3 separate regions of the Homo sapiens genome follow, and all the other regions are linked to region 2. A link is a contact called in ENCODE Hi-C or POLR2A ChIA-PET data. All regions are on one chromosome and are shown on one strand. The core of a region is the stretch at or near the end of the contact, and the rest is flanking DNA. Distances in the headings are between cores, read along the strand shown.

What was found. Hi-C counts contacts between places; a loop is a spot of excess contacts on that map. ChIA-PET counts read pairs that join two places held with the same protein, here RNA polymerase II (POLR2A). Pooled maps may share reads with other maps.
Region 1: a loop to region 2 is called in a map of sigmoid colon, with 3 times the contacts of the local background. The contact joins the promoter of HDLBP-AS1 here to the promoter of MTERF4 in region 2. A Hi-C loop is called at or near these places in 3 of 168 maps with a recorded cell type or tissue (gastrocnemius medialis, prostate gland and sigmoid colon), 3 of 37 single-sample maps with no recorded cell type and 15 of 50 pooled maps. POLR2A ChIA-PET finds 5 or more read pairs at or near these places in 6 of 52 experiments (MCF 10A, PC-9, T-cell and 2 more).
Region 3: a pooled map shows a loop between it and region 2 (2.8-fold over the local background). The contact joins the enhancer-like site here to the promoter of MTERF4 in region 2. A Hi-C loop is called at or near these places in 2 of 37 single-sample maps with no recorded cell type and 2 of 50 pooled maps. POLR2A ChIA-PET finds 5 or more read pairs at or near these places in 2 of 52 experiments (activated T-cell and activated naive CD4-positive, alpha-beta T cell).

Annotation. Positions count from the first base shown.
Region 1 is chr2:241,269,489-241,273,528 of GRCh38, reverse strand. HDLBP-AS1 (HDLBP antisense RNA 1) reads right to left here and starts at 1,365. Exons shown (of 2, transcript NR_168372.1): 1 at 1-1,365. The region is part of intron 1 of HDLBP (high density lipoprotein binding protein); the gene reads left to right. RefSeq lists silencers at 472-751, 1,022-1,331 and an enhancer at 1,472-1,551.
Region 2 is chr2:241,101,037-241,104,830 of GRCh38, reverse strand. It overlaps MTERF4 (mitochondrial transcription termination factor 4), which reads left to right and starts at 2,544. Exons shown (of 4, transcript NM_182501.4): 1 at 2,544-2,578. The coding sequence starts at 2,558. RefSeq lists enhancers at 2,218-2,757, 2,758-3,297.
Region 3 is chr2:241,334,592-241,338,245 of GRCh38, reverse strand. SEPTIN2 (septin 2) reads right to left here. Exons shown (of 13, transcript NM_004404.5): 4 at 3,034-3,120; 5 at 2,148-2,271; 6 at 730-864; 7 at 456-573. Among named protein-coding and RNA genes, the nearest start is that of FARP2, 20 kb to the left of the region's middle. Within about 2 kb of position 1,850, at least 2 of the 41 ENCODE cell types and tissues checked have a DNase peak (open chromatin) inside an H3K27ac peak, as active enhancers do.

The DNA of each region.
Region 1 (4,040 bases), core at 116-2,615, 170 kb before region 2:
AAGTCCTTCCCGGAGGGTGGAGACCCCGAGAGTAGGGATTCCGTTCCGCCCAGTCCTGCGTATCCACCGTGGGCTCAGAGGCCACACACCGGTTCTTTTGCGTGTATACATCTATGTAGAGATGGAGCCATAAGTAATACACGCTTTAAAGGAAGGGGATTTTACATTTTGGGGGGGAGATTAAGTTGATTGCCAAGGAATCGGGTGGGGATAGTTTATAAAAGTGAGGGACATAAGGAATAGGCACGCAGGAATGAGGGAATGAAAGCCCTGGAGCCGCCTGGGAGCCTCACTGCGCTGTAGGACCTCGTGCCAGTGTGGCCATCCGTTTACGATGTGGTGGGCATCCTTTGAGGTTTTTCTTCTGATTTTGGGGAGGTGGGCGGTACTGGTGACATCTGCTTCCAGAGCAGCCGTCCTTCCTGCTCCCTTTCTGGTCTTCGGTTGTTTCCACTCGGGTTCTTGCGGGGCGCGCTCCCTCTGCTTTCTGGAGGTGATTAATTTCCCAACTCCTCGGCACCGCCTTCCCCACCCGAAAAAAGGATGCAGAACCACGCCTGCAGTTGGGTGGGCCTCCCGGGTGCTGGGCGGCCCGGGGCGGCGGGGACCCCAGCGGCGGGGCGGGCGGGCGCTGACGTGTCCAGGCGGGATTGGGCCGCCGCCCTATATAGCAGCCGGGGCCCGGGCGCCGCGCCTCGGAGCGTCCCGGCTTCTCCCGCGCGGGGGGCGAGTAAGCCAGCGGCAGGACCAGCGGGCGGGGGCCCACGAGTGAGCGCGCAACACGGGGCTGGGAGGCCTGGGCGGGCGGGCGGACGGGGCGGGCGGGCTGCCGGGCGGGGGGGTGGGGGGTGGCTGCTGACGTGGAGGCCGCGGAGGGGGAGGGGCCCGGGTGCCGCGGCCCCCACCCGGGCCCCAGGCTGCGGCCCCCGCCCGCGGGTGTCCTGCTTACCGCGCGTGGCGGTTCCGGGCCAGACCTGGGGCCGGCTCCGAGTCTCTTCTGCGCGTGGCCGTGGCGCGGAGGGGCGCGCACAAACTTTCTCAAGTCCGGTGGCGCCGCTGGGCCGCTCTTGGCTGCAAGCTGGGCTCCCCCGCCTCCTCCCGGGGCTTCGGTGGGGCACCCCTGGTGCCGTGGCCGCACGGCGCGGAGGGGCGGCCGACCTGAGCCCAGGTCGCTGACGTTGGCGGGGCCGGCCCTCCCCTCCCCCGCTCCGGCGGGGGCGCCGTGTGCGGCCAGGGTGGGGGTCCCTGGGAGGCCAGCGGGGTCCTTCCCCCCAGGTGGCGGCGGGGCGGGGGTCTGGGCGCAGACCGGGCGGCGGGGCCCCCGCAGCACCTCCACCTGCCGCGCGGGGCCCGCGTCAGTCTACGTGTTCGGGGGTGGGGAAAGCTGCTCTTCTTGGGCCTGGAGTGCAACTTGGACGTGCCCCAGGGTCGTGGATGAAAAATACATTACGGAAAAGTACCGAATTTGGATGAAAGGCGGGGAGGCCGAGGGGTTGCTGTCCCTTTAAGCCTGTCCCCGCCCGCGGGCCCTCGTGGCCTGTGGGAGGGCCGTGCTGAGGTGGCATCTGCGAAAGTTCCTCCATGCAGGATGGGTGCCGACTTCCAGAACTTGGTGAGAAGTGCGGAGCGGAGCCTGCCTTCTGCTCGCCAGTCGCCTGTGGTCTCTCCTAGATTTCGATCTTGTGATCTCTGAGTGGATCAGGATTTTATTTTCCCATTCTGAACTTTGGTTTGTGGTCTTGAGTAATTTTAGTTTTGGAAGAGGAGAAGTCTGGGTTTCAGCCGGAGGCTTTTTTGGTGCCCTCCATACCCGGTCCTGTCTGGTGCTTTAAAGCACTTGCGGGTCTCATTAACTGAGGCTGAAATGAAATTCTTCCTGGAGTATTACTGATAATTCTCTTCGAAGACTGTTGCCCCTTGAATATGTAGTTGGCAAAACTTATCACAAGGGAATCAACTTAATTACTTCCTCGTTTAAAAGCAAAAAAGTAGAACCCCTCATGTGAAGCCTTTTTTGTTGCTGTCAGAAACCTGTTAGACTTGTGCTAAACTTGTAAGCACCAGGTTTCCCACGCAACACACAGCTCTGTCAGGACTCCACGTTTTGCTCTACACGTATTAGGGCGGAAAGGGGTCTTGGTTCCTGCCCTCCTTCCTTTAGTTCTAGTTCTGTTTGCTGAAAGTTAAATTCTGAGATGTGACCTTTTTTGCTTTGGATGTTTGCACTCTGGGAAACAAAATTAAAAGTCCAGGTTCAGTATAGTTTGAGGTTTACATTAGGTGGACCTGGACACTGATTGATCCGAGCTTCCTATGGGAAAAGTAGTTGGGAGAGCCAGAATCACGAAGGGACTGGGGCCATATGGGAGGGACTGAAGGAGACAGGAGATAGGGCTCACCTACCAGAAGGAGCCTTGGAGGAGAGCGGACTTGTTCTCCATGGCCAGAAAGGGGAAAGAAGTTGTAGATTTTGTCATAACTTGAGGTGGAGCGTTTACAGCCATGCAGGGGTGGACCCGGGCCCTGAGAAGGCCATGAATTTCCTGTCCCTGGTGGTATTAAGAAATGGGATTAGATTAATATCTGAGGTTCCTTTCAATCCTGATTTGGACAGTACTGTTAGATCCAGTGAGAATCTGAGATACCCGATGTTAGCCTCTGTTCTTGGGTATCTAGGCCTGCCCAAGGTATCCTGGGAACTTCAGATAGCAAGTGGAGTTGCCTGGCGCTGTCCTGGGGTTGCTGAAAGATCCACATGGAACAGGATTAAACCCTCGTGGGTGTTGTCTGTGAAGGCAGAGCCAGGAGCAGGGCGTAGCAGTGCGGGGTGGACATGGGGCTGTAGGGTCAGCTTCTTAGGTGCTGCTTTGTTGAACCAGAGGCAGGTGGACCCCTGGGCTGTGCCTCACTGGATTGGGAGCACAGAAGGAGAATGAGACTGACTTTTAAGAAAATCTCACCCAGAATTTCAGGTGGGGACAGGGTCTGCATTTACATGTGGGTCATCAAATGCTTGCTTAAAACGCAGTCTTCGAAAACAGGTTTTTGAGTTGTTTAGAAGAAAAACAAAATGTTGTTTGATGATACCAGAACCCTAGATGTTAAATGTGTCTCTAGTTGTGAACCATTCGTTACACGCTCTGACAAACTGCCACTTGGAATCTGGAGGCTAGGGACCCAGTATAGCCTGTCAAACCAGTCTGGAGTTTTCTGGAGGTCTGCCTTCTGCCTTACCTGGCTGCCTGAGGGTCTGTGCACGCCTGAGGAACATGAGAGGCTCTGCTCCAGGGTCTCCCTCAGACACAGGAGTAGGTTCCCTTATGTTGAGACTCCTTTCAGTATAGGGTCCGGCTGGACTTGGCTTCTGAAGGGTGTGTGAGTGGTCTCAGAAGAGACTGACACTGGGTGCACAGTGGGGATTGGCTCATCACAGCTCCGTGCTGGAGAGTCGGTGCGGGCTGACATGGACGGAACTGCATTTTGCAGACTTCTAGTGTGGCTGTCACTGGGCACTAGAGACTTGCCCAGAACCTAGCTTGATAAGGGGGTGGGTGTCTGGGTTTAAGAAGTGACATTGGAGCCCGGGACAACCTTGAGTGAGAGACCATGCCAGGTGAGAGTCAGCAAGCAAGCGTGGGAGGGCGGAGGGTGGATGCGGGAGACCAGAGGCAAGTGTCACTGGACACCTGTTGGGGCACCTTAGCCTGGAGTGCCCTGCCCTGTTTTGCTCCCAGACTGGACAGACACTTGGAATCTCAAGGAGCTCTTGCCGAGTTGTGAATGTGCTAATCTGACACTTTGGAGAAATTTTCTTACTTTAATCTTTAAAACTTGCAAACTAGAATTTTGGTGATGCTTTTAAATGGAATACTCTTGATCAGTTTGTCCCAGCTTTCCCCTTCAGTCTTGGGGTACATCTGTGTGTCTGGTGCATCTGGGGCCCCATAGTGTCTCTGGTTTGTGGCAGGTTCCCTGTGTGACTCAAGCCCTGTATTTAGAGTTTTTAAAAAACTCATGACCAAGATTAGAATCCAGAAATA
Region 2 (3,794 bases), core at 1,295-3,794:
GCTGGTCTCAAACTCCTGACCTCATGATCCGCCCGCCTCGGCCTCCCAAAATGTTGGGATTACAGGCATGAGCCACTGCGTTCGGCCACAATGGTGTTTGCAGACAGGTGTTTAATGGGTTGAGAATGCATAGTCTGAGCTTTCTAAGAACTGTTACTTCTTTATAAGAAAAAATAATTAAAGCTCATCTGACTTCATGGCAGTGGAAGGTCTGGTATTTTGCAAACGTTCTTTGCAGAAAGAACCCAGAGAGGAAAGTTCTGAGGCTGAGGCTGACAATTTTTCCACTCCATTTTTTTTTTTTTTTTTAAGATGGAATCTTGCTCTGTCACCCAGGCTGGAGTGCAATGGTGCAATCTCGGCTCACTGCAACCTCCGTTCCCTGGGTTCAAGCAATTCTCCTGCCTCAGCCTCCCGAGTAGCTGGGATTACAAGTGTGCGTTATCACGTTACCTGGCTAATTTTTGTATTTTTAGTAGAGGCAGGGTTTCACTATATTGGCCAGGCTGGTCTCGAACTCCTGACCTCAGGTGATCCACCCATCTCAGCCTCTCAAAGTGCTGGGATTACAAGCATGAGCCACCGTGCCCAACCCACTGCATATTTTTAAAGTATGGTTCGAGAGAGCAAAGTTTTCACACAAGACTGAAGGTGATGTCAAATTTTTTTTTTTTTTTTTTGAGAAGTACTTTCGCTTTTGTTGCCCAGGCTGCAGTACAATGGCGTGATCTTGGCTCACTGCAACCTCCGCCTCCCAGGTTCAAGTGATTCTCCTGCCTCAGCCTCCTGAGTAGCTGACACTACAGGTGCCCACCACCATGCCTGGCTAATTTTTGTATTTTTAGTAGAGATGGGGTTTCACCATGTTTTCCAGGCTGGTCTCAAACCCCTGACCTCAGGTGATCTGCCCACCTCGGCCTCCCAAAGTGCTGGGATTACAGGCGTGAGCCACCACACCCGGGCTCATGTCAATTTTTCATAGTAATCCCCATGTCCCAGCTGTCATTTTATTTCTAGAGCTAGACAAACTGTTCAGGTTCCTTGATTCTTTCCAGGGAGTTGGGGTGGCTCATGGGATTTTCTTAGGCTTTTGGTGTAGCATTAACACAATTTATTGTGAGATGTTGACAGTTGAGTATTTTGAGAAGAAAATTACATTATAAAAAACAACAAAGGCAACCAATTTTTTTTTTCCTTTTGTTTTTTGAGACAAGGTCTTGCTCTGTTACGCAGGCTGGAGTGCAGTGGTGCAATCATGGCTCACTGCAGCCTCAACCTCCTGGACTCAAGTGATCCTCCCACTTCAGGCTCCTGAGTAGCTGGGACTACAGGTGCACGCCACTACTCCCGGCTAATTTTTTATTTTTTGTAGAGACAGGATTTTCCTATGTTGCTCAGGTTGGTCTTGAACTCCTGAGCCCAGGCAATCCCCCCCACCTCAGCCTCTCACAGTGCTGGGATTACAGGCGTGGGCCACTGCACTCTGCCAAAGCAACCAATTCTTTAGTTTCTACACGGATTAGAACCTTCCTTTTCTTTGACATAATCCTTTTGTCAAAAGACAGTTTTACATAAATTGTTTGGCACCCCACTCCATGCCTGGCGCAAAGCAGATATGTAAATGTGTGCCCATGCAAGAATCAAATCCTTTATGTCAGTCCAGAATGAAGTAGATAAAACAAGAAATGCTTATAAATTAAGGCTTTGGTGGCAGGATTTAGGCAGCTGAGAAAGCACACCTTTTTATTCTTCACAAGCATCACCTTGTGAAAGATGCCTACGCTCTTAGGTCGAGAGAGGAAATTTAAGAATGAATACACATTGGGCTAAAACTTTACTATATTTCATCCTAAGAGGGAACCAGACCTCGAAGTTGGGAAGGCTCTTGCTTATAAAGGGAAATGTGCCGTAATTCCTGTCATTTTACTTGGGTCTTTTAAAAACGGCAAATTCTCATCTTCCACTGGCTGAGAGTAAAAAGAAAGAAAAGCGGTAAAGACTTCTTTTTGTGCGTAGGTGGCCCCGGTGTTCACGCTGAATACAGATTTTTACACAATAAAATCTTAAATATCTCTACATGGAACGGAATCCATTTTTCCTGCCTCGGGAAGGATTTCTGCGCTCTCGGGTGAAGTTCCCGAAGCAAGGAACCAGTTCCCCTCTACCTGTACTCTTGAGAGGAATTCTCAGGTCATCTGAAACACAAGTATGGGCCAGGACGACCCATTCGTTCACGCGGCCCAGAGCTCTGCGAAACGGGACACGGCAGTGCAACGGGAACAACCGGACACCGAGGCCCCCGAAGGCTGAGGCCGCGGCAGAGGCGGCGGCACGGTGACGGGCGCGACTCCGGCCTTCCGGCTTTCTAAGGGGCGGCCCCGGGACACCTGAGCCCCGCGGGGCCGTGAACGCTCAGCACAGCTCCGGGCCGGAATCACGATCCACCACACCGCGCTGGCGCTGGGAACGGCGTCGGTGACGGACCGGGGGCCGGAAGTGAAGGACGGGGGAGGACCGCTGCTTCCGGCGCCGTAACTGCTGCCATCTTCTCCGCGCTATGGCTGCGTTCGGCCGTCAGGTAAGCTCGAGCTGGGCGCGCGGGCTTCTCCGGGTCGCAGGCGGGCGGGCAGCGACGCAGAGGAACCGCGGCCGCCGAGTGTTTCACGGCCAGGTCGTGGAGCCCTCCCGGAGGTCCGTGCACGCTGACCTGGTTTTGGCATCCTGGACCCGTGGCTCTGCTCAATTATTGTGGGATATAGAGTTGACATTTTTTTTTTTTGAGACAAAGTCTCGCTCTGTCTCCAGGCTGGAGTGCAATGGCGCGATCTCGGCTCACTGCAACCTCCGCCTCCCGGGTTCAAGCAATTCTACTGCTTCAGCCTCCCAAGTAGCTGGGATTACAGGCGCCCGCCACCATGCCTGGCTAATTTTTGTATTTTTAGTAGAGACGGGGTTTCACCGTGTTGGCCAGTCTGGTCTGTAACTTCTGGCCTCAGGTGATCCACCCGCCTCGAACTCCCAAAGTGCTGGGATTACAGGCGTGAGCCACCGCGCCCGGCCTGAGTTGACTGTTGAACAAGAGTTTGAACTTCACAAGGAAGATAACATGTACTTTTCATTAAGAGGAAGCGGAATCAGCATAGAGGTCTTTAGGCTTGAGCCCAGTTCCACGGGCCGCGCCCGCTGACCCCAGCGACTGCCAGGTGTTCCTGGCGGAGGGAGCATCTGGACAGGGGAGGCTGGAGAGCAGCCAGAGCTTGGGCTTGGCAGGGTGGCCCCAGGGCGACAATCGATGACGCTGGAGAAGGGGTTGGGACCGATGTGAAGGTTTTAGAGCAGGGGTTCCCCAACCCCCGGTACCGTCCCTTGCCTATTAGGAACCAGGCTGCACAGCAGGAGGTGAGCGGCAAGTGAGCCAGCCAGACTGTATTTACAGCCGCTCCCTTCGCTGGCATTACCGCCTGAGCTCCGCCTCCTGTCAGACCAGCCGCCTTAGATTCTCACTGGAGCGCGAACCCTATTGTGAACTGCGCCTTTGAGGGGTCCAGGTTGCGCTCCTTATGAGAATCTGATGCCCGATGATCTGTCACTGTTTCCCATCAACCCCAGATGGCACCTCCTGGTTGTAGGAAAACAAGCTCAGGGCTCCCAGTGATTCTACATTATGGTGAGTTGTATAATTATTTCATCTTATATTACAACGTGAAAATAACAGAAATAAAGTGCACAACAAATGTAATATGCTTGAATCATCCTGAAACCCCTCACCAGTCTGTGGAAAAATTGTCTTCCAT
Region 3 (3,654 bases), core at 601-3,100, 230 kb before region 2:
AGGAGCTGCTGGCGGGTGAGAGGCGCTTCGCTGGCTGACAACTGCTATGTTTCCAAACAGAACAGAGAACCAGTCTACTTAGATACATCCTTGTATGGGTCATTTGCAGTAAAGAATTTAGGTAAAATAACAAACTTCATGGAGAGATCACATTTCTATATTTGAGTCATTTAACTCCCATGGAAGGTACTTGTGTGTAACCAACTGCTACTCATCGAGGGCATTTTAAATATAAGGAGAATTTAAAGAATAGAAATTTGATACCTTCATGAAGGCAAAAATTAAAATTTGTAACCATCAGGTTCTCCTTGAAAACCACCACTAAAATGCAGGAAAAATTCTCCCGCCCTGCCTCCCGACACCTGAGCAGACTGAGCGTGGGAACACACTCCTTTCTTCATCCCCATGCCCCCGAGTCGCACCCAGAGGGAGGGCAGGACGCCAGCCTCACTCACCCTTTTCTTCAGCCGCTCCCGTTCCTTCAGGGTGAGAGTGTCAGCTTTTGCAATGACAGGCACAATATTCACCTTGTTGTGTATTGCCTTCATAAACGCCACATCTAAGGGCTTAAGTCTAAAATTAATTTTAGAATTGTCACTTATTTAAAAAAAATACATACAAAACTCTTCTCTCTCAAATTATCTTAATTCTTATATTAAAATACACAGTTTGGGTAAAACTTACAAACCCATGTAGTAAAGCATTTCTCCACGATAAACAATTACTTACCCATGTCCAAAAGGTGAAATAAAGTAAAAGCAACAATGCACCCTATTATCAATGATGTGCCGCCTGTTCAAGCCGCTCTCGTCATGCAGGTACCTCTCAAATTGCTCATCAATATAGGAGATAATTGTCTTAAAACTGAGAGAAACAGAAACATTAACAATAATCATAGGGTATAAAACAGGGGGTCCCTGACTTCAAAGGGAAAACAAGTGCCTCCGCCCAAATATACATAATTTAATAATTCATTTTCAAGATGAGAACAGAAGACTGACTTTTAGATTTGGCAAATGGAAGTTTTTGGAAACTATGCCAAGCATAACTGCCCCTAAGTGCTGAGAGTCAAAAGCCTGAATGGAATAGGTTATGATGCACCTGAGAGAGGGCCAGTGTAGACAGGGCTGCCAATTCGTTCTTTTTTTTTTTGAGACTGAGTCTTGCACTGTTGCCCAGGCTGGAGTGCAGTGGCGTGATCTCGGCTCACTGCAACCTCTGCTTCCAGGGTTCAAGCGATTCTCCTGCCTCAGCCTCCCAAGTAGCTGGGATTATAGGCACACGCCACCACGCCCGGCTAATTTTTGTATTTTTAGTAGAGACAGGGTTTCACCATGTTGGCCAGGCTGGTCTCGAACTCCTGACCTTGTGATCAGCCCACCTCAGCCTCCCAAAGTGCTGGGATTACAGGCATGAGCCATCGCACCCAGCCAGGGCTGCCAATTCTTTTCAGGAACGTGACTGTGAAAAGGGGCAGAGGAACAGGGTGGTAGAGAACATGGGTCAAGAACAGGTTTATCTGAGCTGGGAAACAGCATTTAACTGAGCTGGGAAACAGTACAGCACTTTCACATGTAAGAAGGGAGAAATTCCTAAATGTAGGAGAAAGATAACAGAACCTTCCCCTTTTCATCTAGTGGTGGAAACCTGATGCTTTATGTTGACAGGAATAGAACCAGGAGGGAGTTTGTACAACAAAAGTGGCATTCTTTGCACGGTACAGGTGACAGACTGCTCTATCTTCTACTTCTTCATTTCCTTATTTGTGAAAATGATGCCAATGAGCAGTCATTTACAGACACTACGACTCAACCCACTCTCTAACAGGTTTCACTTCCTTCCACATAGAAAGGATGTACTACAGTATCTCGGTCACCAACCACGGCTCAAATCCAGGTGTTTCATTTATACTAGCAGTCTATGGATGACTGGCTTTGCGATCTCAAATTACAGTAGAGTACCAGAAAAAAATTACTCTCTATAAAATTCCTTATTTAAAAAGTCAACATTTAACACGCTTTAAATTGTCTAGGTGTTTTATTATATACAGCAATCCCAAACTTAATAATCACTCATTAACACTATCTATAAATTTATGAAGTATATTAAGTAAACAAATGCAGATCCCTGGGCATGGGGGAGCATACCAATCTCTGCAGTTGATAGCGTCACCATAGCCAGGGGTATCTACCACTGTCAGGCGTAGCTTGACCCCTCGCTCTTCAATTTCAACAGTTGAAGCCTCAATCTGGACAGTTCTTTCAATTTTTTCTAGAAAAGAAACAAACTTAATAGGGAATATAAGCAGCATGTGAAGAGGAAAGCTCACGTTCTTACGACAGGTGACTTCAGAGTCTACTGCCTCTCTACAGAGGTAGGTTCTCCAAAGATACCATGGGGATTAAGAAAAAAAGATCCCAGAGAAGTCAGAAAGGGGAAGGTTAAAGCTAAGATTATTGTGCTACTGGGGAAGGTTAAAAACACAAATGTTAAAAATTATAATTTCTGTTCCTGGGAAAAAGAAAGCAATTTACGAATTCATTTAAAAACTGAATTCAAAAATATTCTGAAAGGGCTACATATTCTTGCAGCAGCCCAAGTCTTAGGCTCTCACTATGTGTGCCTATTTCATTCAACAGTCATTTGTGGATGCTGGTGTCCTGTGCTGGAACTTTCTGACAGTAGATGAATTCGAACATCTATCCTAGTAATCTTCTAGTTACACAGCATTTTTGATGTAAAACATTCTCACTTAATCCTTCCATCAAATATTTAATATAGGCAGAAACTACTTATTACATTTTACAGACAAACTCAAGAGAGGATGGATCCATGGATACGTGTCAAAGAAAGTCTACAACCCAAATCCAAGGACCTCGGTGCAGCACACCTACCCCATAAAAGTGTTTTCCTTGTGTTCAAAGCTGAACAAGAACAAACAAAACACACAGCTAAGACATAAAATATTAATTAGGCAGTCTTCAGCATCTTTCATGTAGAATTACACTTACAGTAACATAAGAATGTTTTTACCTGCTGCTCCAGGTATGACTCTTTCTGGGTACAGATCAGTTAGGAATAGGCTGTTTATGAGAGTCGATTTTCCTAGACCTGATTCACCTTTAAATAAAAAGAAAAACCTTGTCATGACCTTATTCATATGACACCATTCAATCGGTTAAGTGTTTACATAAGGCCTGGTACTGGGCTAAGTACCTCACAAACATCATTCTGTGTTTAGTACCTACAGTACTACTATGTTTGCAGTATGATCTTTGAGGGTACTCAAAGAAACTCTAATTTGCCCAAGGTCAGAGTACTATCCAGAGCAGGGCCAAGATTTGAATCCAGGTCTATGAGACTACAGAACTTGAACATCATATAATTAGAAACATAACTGTTCACAAATGTGAGGAATGTACTTTAGAGGTTGGTTTTTATTTTTGACAAATAGAATGCAAAGCAGGTTTTCAATTATCAGTTCTGCTAGTCACTAAACTCACCACATTTTCAGAAAACTGAACATATCTATCCCATAGTGTCAACAACCCTTGTGCTTCCCGAGCTGCAGAAACGTGTGAGCAGGACAGGGCCTGTGGTCTGGTGGGCTCACATGCACACCCTCACTCTGCAACCTCCCCCTTCTGCCACCTT